3 separate regions of the Homo sapiens genome follow, and regions 2 and 3 are each linked to region 1. The links are chromatin loops, found by intact Hi-C in ENCODE. Cell type or tissue: chondrocyte. All regions are shown on one strand. Region 1 has its middle 2.6 kb from the start of RBFOX1. Region 2 has its middle 64 kb from the start of RBFOX1. Region 3 overlaps RBFOX1 (RNA binding fox-1 homolog 1).

What was found. Peaks named below come from ENCODE experiments on the same cell type or tissue, not always from the same donor. Only the 100,000 strongest peaks of a DNase experiment are listed, where the experiment ranks them.
Region 2: it touches region 1 in a loop (3-fold over the local background); 2 of 110 quality-filtered maps call a loop at or near these places.
Region 3: a loop joins it to region 1, with 6 times the contacts of the local background. A loop is called at or near these places in 6 of 110 quality-filtered maps.

The regions. Positions count from the first base shown.
Region 1 is chr16:6,015,190-6,017,689 of GRCh38, forward strand. It overlaps a transcript of RBFOX1 not described here. Among named protein-coding and RNA genes, the nearest start is that of RBFOX1, 2.6 kb to the right of the region's middle. In chondrocyte, a CTCF peak has its summit at 1,477 (motif pointing right); no DNase peak of the experiment used is centred here.
Region 2 is chr16:5,953,834-5,956,333 of GRCh38, forward strand. It overlaps a transcript of RBFOX1 not described here. Among named protein-coding and RNA genes, the nearest start is that of RBFOX1, 64 kb to the right of the region's middle. In chondrocyte, no CTCF peak of the experiment used is centred here; no DNase peak of the experiment used is centred here.
Region 3 is chr16:6,641,773-6,644,272 of GRCh38, forward strand. All of the region lies in intron 2 of RBFOX1 (RNA binding fox-1 homolog 1), which reads left to right. Among named protein-coding and RNA genes, the nearest start is that of RBFOX1, 620 kb to the left of the region's middle. In chondrocyte, CTCF peaks have their summits at 1,511 (motif pointing left) and 1,722; no DNase peak of the experiment used is centred here.

The DNA.
Region 1 (2,500 bases):
TTTTAGCTTGCTTTTTTCATCCTTTTCCTATTCTGTTTAATATATCACTGATAATCTCTTAAAAATCCTAGAGTACTCTGGAGTAATCTACAAATCCCTGGAATTCACTGGATGTTTACACTGACCTTCTGGAAAAGTTATTAAACAAATATAAGATAATAATGGAGAAAATGGTCATTGAAACATCAGTGAAGGCAGAGTGAAGCCCAGAGCACTGGCAGTGGAAATCATTATGGTAATGGTGCATCTTGAAAAGCTAACCAGTCACTCTCCACTGCCTGTGGTAAAGCAAATACGCCTTACAAATCATTTCAGAGCCTGCCTTGGGCCTTCCCTAGCCCATATCTTTAGTTCCAGCTTCTACTCTCTTGGCTCTTTCACCATTGTCCAGCCCCTTAACTTCAACAGGACTCTATTTATATTGAACAGATTTGCTGTTCCTAGAAGGAGCTATGCTGTTTTGCTTCAGGCACTTTCATAAGCTGTATTCTCCTTCGGGAATATCCATCACCCAACTCTCTGTGGAATTCCTATTTATCTTCTCTATTTAGACACGATCTTCTCTAGAATGCTTTGCCTGACCTTCTGCCCTTCTGCCATATCTGGCTATAGGCTCCTGCTCCGTATTGGCCAAATGTTTCAAGACAGTTGCAATCACTCATTTATGTGTCTGCATATGCTATTGGACTGTACGCTTCTCGAGTGCAGAAATTGAGTCTAGTTTATATACTAAATGGTTTACATGGGGGACTAGCCTCAAGAAGGATGCATGTTTGATGACTGAAAGAACAAAGGACTACATAAATGGATGAGCAGGTTGACTTCTCATTTCATTCCAAAGTGGTTAGCCCATTTAGACAGCAATCTACTGCAGGAAAGAAGGAAGGTTCACCTATCATTTATTGAGCTTATTATGTGGCTGGTGCTGTGCATCAGGGAACAAATCTTTGATGTAAAGACCTTTTAGTTTAATAGAAGAGAACAACATTTACAGTAAGCTGAGACAAATGACAGGGTAAAGGTAAATGGAGGTGTTAGAGGAGTTCGCAAGAACACCTTATCTGTGCCTATGGGGGGCTGGGTAGGGAGTTGAGGGATTGGCAGGGAGAAAGTGATATTGAAATGGAGATCTAAAAACTAAACAGAAGCTATCCAGGAAAAGAGAGTATGTAAGGGTATTCCTGGTTGGAGGAACAACATATACAAAAGATTGGATACAACAAGAGAAAAGCCCTCCTGGGTCACAGAGTGAACTTAAAAAGAGCCAGGAGCTGGTAAACCACATGGACAACTTTAGACCTTATCCTGGGGAATAATGAAGAGCTATAGGAAGATCCTAAGTTTTAAAGTAAGATGATGAAATTTACACTTTAGAGAGCTCTCAGCCAAGCACAAGGCTACAAAGTCCTTGTTCTTTTTAAACCAGCTTTATGAAAGGTACCATTTTTGACATTTGCTTAGATCACAAATTGGAAAGTATTTTTCATGTCCAGTAGGAGGAGCCAAAGTCTCCAGGTTCTTTCTAACCATAGCAGGGCGATTCTTGGCCCTAGGTTGTCCTGGGAGCTGTCAACTTCAGCACCTCTCATTTATCTTCCAGTGGCTCAACATGGAGAAATGACAGGAAAAACTCTACTTGGAATGCGAAAGGTCATTGTGAGAAAGAAACTAATACTTTCCAAATGAATAGCATAATGGCATGCCATATTGATCTTTACTCTAATTTTGTTTTAAATTGTAATGGATGCCTCTCACACTCATATTCTTAAGCCATGTAGCAATACAGGTACCAGTGAGTCATGCCTGACACTCATCACTAATCTATCTAAGCCTATTTCTACTCTACAATAAATAAATCAGAGCAGACTCAAGCTGAACTTGATTTTCAGATAGATGAATATGTTTTATTTCCAATGGTAAATATATATATGTATTAAAAATAATCAAAGGGCCCAGCAATTACCCATTTTAATGTAACAACAGCTGATGTTACTGCCTTGAATGATTGCATTCATTTGTTCCTTTCTGGAATAAAAAATGAAGGAGAATAGACAAACAATTCCTGTTGGTGAATTTGCACAAAACAGTATATTCCAACAGAATTTCCCGTTAACTGCCATTTATTTCTTCTATCATTATTGATAATTTGCTTTTAAATTGAGAATACCTCTTTTACAACCCATCTCATCTCCCTGCATGGCTAGACAATTACATTTAAATTCGGCGGTTTTCCCATTGTGAACAGTTTCTGGGGGAAATGATTATGATGTTACCAACCCAGATTTATGGTTTCATTTTGCTATCACTGAAGGATGAGACTAGTATAAAGAAAAAAAAATTGCTTACATACAAATATATTATTATCAAAGAGAATCCTAAGGAAACATATGGTAAAAATCAACCCAAATTGCAAAATCGCTGGGACCAATGATAAAGATATCTTTCTGGATTTTGCAAACTTACTTTTTCAAATGATGATTAAATATTGCGTGCTTTAAAA
Region 2 (2,500 bases), 61 kb before region 1:
TGTATAATGACTTCTAGATACCCAGTAGTGGGATTGCTGTATACTTACACTAAAAATGAGTTGTTGTTTATCTGAAATTCAAATTTAACTGGGCCACCTGTGTTTCTGTTGCCAACCGTGGTACCCATACCCCCAGGGGACATTTGGAAATGTCTGGAGACACCTTGGCTTGTCACCACTGGGTGGCGAGTGCCATCAGCATCTAGTGGGTAGAGGATGGGGCACTGCACACTATGCTACAGTGCACAGGACAGCCCCCTGCCATCGAGAATGACGCAGTCCAAACGTCAGTGGTGCTGAGGTTGAGAACCTCTTCCCTTGTGTTTGCCTCAGTGTTTGTGGAACATCTCAGTTTGAAGAATGCTTCATCACATATTCAGGCTGGCCGTGGTCTCATGGATGGAGGGGCTTCCTGGCCTTGTGACAGACCCCCACCCACCCACCTCTGGAGAGATGGACAGGCCCTCAGGTGAGCATCCTCCTGTCTAACTCAGGCCGGGTGGGGGTTGGGAACAATAACGGTGGAGCAGGTGGTGCCGGGTCTCTTCTTTCGCCACCACCGCTGGACACTGCTGAGAACGAAGCATTAAACCCAGCAGAAAATGATCTCGGTGAAGGTACAAAACAGGGAGATTTTTCATCCTAATTTCAGAGATGCTCGTGGTGCCCTTGCGTGGCATCTTGAGTCTTCCATTATTAAAAGTGTTCTTAATTAAAGTGGTTTATGACCTTCAAAGGGGGCAGGCCAGAAAGGGCATTGTTTTGTGGTGCTAAGCAGAGTTTTTCAGCTCTGGAAACTGTAATGAGGACTCATAAGTTGGCAGAGCAGTCAGTAATCACCCCTTAACTCTCGGCAAGCATCTGATCGTGTGCGCCGTGAGCTATTATTTCATCTCTGCCACCCGGCACTTGGCCAAATTGCAGAGGCTACATTTAAAATGCTTCCTTCCTCCCCTTCCTGCAGCCTCTTTACCTCTTAGCCAATATTTCTAGGATGTTATGGAGGAGGAGAGCATTCCCAGGGTGGACAGGTGGACTGAGTAACTTGAAATTTAGGCAAGGGTCTCACTGTTTCTAAGTGAACAGCACCATTCAGTTCCTGGGTTCCTCTTGAAGGAGGAGCAAATACTTGATGAGGCAGCAGCCTAAGAAAGTCAGTCTTTCTAGCTGGACGTGGCAGCTCATCCTTGTAATCCCAGCACTTGCGGAGGCCGAAGCGGGTGGATCACTTGAGGTCAGGAGTTCAAGACCAGCCTGGGCAACAGGGTGAAACTCCATCTCTACTAAAAAAAAAAAAAAAAAAAAAAAAAAAGCCAGGCGCACCTGTAGTCCCAGCTTCTCAGGAGGCTGAGGCACAGGAATTGCTTGAACCAGGAAGCTGAGGCTGTAGTGAGCCAAGATTATGCCATTGCACTTCAGCCTGGGTGACAAGAGTGAGACTCTGTCTCCCAATAAAATAAAATAAAATAAAATAAAATAAAATAAAATAAAATAAAATAAAATAAAATAAAATAAAATAAATAAAAATAAAATAAAATAAAATAAAATAAAATAAAATAAAATAAAATAAAATAAAATAAAAGTCTTTCCTCAGTGCCTGAGAACTAACTATACCCTTTTGGACATTTCTGTTATGGAAACCAGGCAAGACATAGGACATAACCTTCTGCAAATAAATAATCATCATAGAAGTAACAGTAGCAAAGGTTTATTGAACACCTACAATATGGTAAATATTGTTGAAATAAATGTATAAGTCACCTCTTTGGTAGCAGTTTTTGACTTTTTGTGATGAGCACTGTTGTTATTATCATAGAGGGAAAAACTGATAGACTTCACCACATTGAGATTTTAAAATTCTTCTGGATAAAAGATATAAATTAAGCTTACAGATATTTCTAATACACAAAATGGAAATATTAGTATCAGTCAATAAGAAAAAGGCAGTGACCAGTAGAAAAATGAGCAAAGTCACTCCCGGAAAACTAATATATATGACATGTTAATGTAGTTACCAGCGGAATGCAGGTTGATTCAGGAAGATAACGGGTCCAATGCTCAAATAGCAAACACTTAAAAATGTGATAATACCAAATGTTGGTGAGGATATTTGTAGGGGTGCACATCTAACAAATAAAAATACATTGGCCATGCATGGTGGCTCGTGCCTGTAATCCCAGTACTTTGGGAGCCTGAGGCAGGAGGATCACTTGAGGCCAAGATCACAAGAGCAGGAGTTCAAGACCAGCCTGGCCAACATGGTGAAACCCCATCTCTACAAGTAATACCAAAATTAGCCAGGTGTGGTGGCGCGCACCTGTACCCTCAGCTGCTCCAGAGGGTGAGGCACGAGGATTGCTTGAACCCAGGAGGTGGAGTTTGCAATGAGCCGAGATTACTCCACTGCACTGCATCCTGGGCGATGGAGTGAAACTGTTTCAAAATGAACAAACAAACAAACTAAATATGTATTAAGCCCAGTAAAATTTGAATTTTACAT
Region 3 (2,500 bases), 630 kb after region 1:
AAAAAATAGGTTCTGCCCTGAGCCTTTCAGGCCTGGCCTTGTTGCTCTGGGACTTGCTCCCTCCTCGCTAACGTGTTTCCTTCTTTGGAGATTACCCACTTTAGCTCACCTGGGGAACACACACACCACTGACCCAGTTAGGGCTTCTTCCAGCCTCTTCTCTTTTTTCCATTCTTTTGACTGCGTTAATTATTCACAGGAACCCGTCAATGAAAGCACCAGGGATTATCCAGGAGGCTGACCACCAAATTAGAACAAGAAAATACTTGAAACAGTTTGCATGCTGTCTGAGGGTGCAGCTACGGAGAGGGTATGTTTTAGGTGCTGGGGTCTGAGAGAAATGAAAAGAGACGCCAAGCCAGGTGACTGACAGAAGGCAGGCGACAAACCCAGGCTTCCCAGGCTCGTACTTTCTCTTCGGTGCTGTATTTTTCAGCACACAAACTTGCTGAGAGTTTGCAGCTGACATCTCGAGAAGTATTCTTCTTAAAAGCTGAGCGAAAATTATTCACCTCATGTGAAAACAAGTGCGATTTACATCTAATGTGGGTAATTACTTTTACAGTTAATTAAAAGCGCTCTCATTAAACTCCCGCTGTGATGCCAATGCATAGCTCTTATTTGCAAACAGACCTTTGGTTTGAGCTCACCTGGTGACAGGAGACTCCTACCTGAAACAGGGATGCCGTTCTCGGTACTATGTTTAATTGTGCTGAGCCAGCAACCCTCGAGTTACCCGGCCTTTTACCCCACGCCAGCTCTGCTTGTCTGCATGGCTAGATTTTGAGATATGGAAGCCTCTTGTCCTCTCATAACCACACTCCAAAAAAAAAGTAAGGTGAAGAAAACAAAATAACTCACAGGAGGTAGGGATGCCAAAGAAAGGTAGGGGACTCAAAGAAAGAAGTCAAGATGAAAAGCCTGCTGTCTTTATTTGCATAATAGTTTGGTTGGGGATCGTTTTGTAGTTGTTCTGGCTTTACAGCTTTTTCCTGCCTAAGAAGATATTTACTGTCAGAGAAAATATCCCCTTAGGCCCCCTGAAGATTCCTCCAAATGTTTATAAAGTCAGCAGCTCTGCCCTGCAACCTACCCAACTAAGGTAAACTTTACTCCCTTGGTTGAAGTGATTTGTGTTGAGATTTTACTTAGTTTACATGCGTTGTTTGCTGTTTGTATGATTTCAGGTGAAATAGCTCTTACATCGTGAGTCATCTTCATATTTAGGTTGAAACCATAGACTTTTCGGAATATTCTTTGCCCTGAAGCATCTCTGCCACGCTGAACCTTCTTAAACACATATTAATGAAATGTCTCCTCAAATGATCACATTCCTAGTAAGTAATTAGGGCTTAGTAATTAAAACATGCAGTCATTTGAGACTTAAATTTTGAAGGCACAGAAAGATTGAGAAATTTAAAAAGTTTACGGACCTGATGAATTGGATACTCTTGCATAGGACTTGGTGCTTTCGGTATTTTTTGCAAAGTTATTTGCTCCCATCTGCTGGCCATTTGTGATATTGCAGGTGCTGAGCTAATTTGTGAATGGAAAAGGAAGTGAATAAAATCTATCACTGCAAACATTTTATACTATTCTTCATGTATTCAAGTAAACTGATTTGAATCTTGGTTTTTGTTTGTTTGTTAGTTTTGTTTTGTTTTGTTTTGTTTTTGCGGTTGGAGGATTAAGTGAACACAGACTCTGAAGAATTCTGCTGAAAGGCAAGCATGATTTGAAATTTTTACCAACATCAGAGTTACTCAAGTTTTGAAAGCCAGAACACCCTCGTTATCTTTAATAAAGCAATTAACTTTAGAACATTGGTTTAAATATTCAAATTCAAGCACAGTATATTGTGTAAGGGAGAGTATAAAATACATAGCTCGTAGACCAGATGGATTTCAATCTCCCTTATGCTTTTAATCATCGGAGTGGTAGGAAGCCAATTCCCTACACTCTAAAACTCAGTTTTTTCACCTGTAAAATGGAAACACTGGGCAAAAGGGTCCCTAAGGCTTGAACTTATTCTCAAAATCTGAGTCTTTGTGAAGGTTAAAAAATCATATAAGGCTGAGCACGCTGGGTCATGCCTGTAATCCCAGCACTTTCGGAGGCCAAGGTAGGTGGATCACCTGAGGTCAGGAGTTTGAGACCAGCCTGGCCAACATGGGGAAACCCCATCTGTACTAAAAATAAAAAAAATAGCCAGACGTGGTAGCATGCACCTGTAATCCCAGCTACTAGGTAGGCTGAGGCAGGAGAATCGTTTGAACCCGGGAGGCAGAGTTTGCAGTGAGCCAAGATCACCCTACTGCACTCCAACCTGGGCAACAGAGCGAGACTCCATCTCAATAATAATAGTGTAGGTTGCATAAAATCACCAGTATGCTCTTAGTCTTAGCATCTAAACTCATATTCAGTGACTTGTCTTAAATTAGAAGCCGTTGTTATTTTCACAACAATAGGCAATGTAAGCATGCATCCAAACTATCAGAAA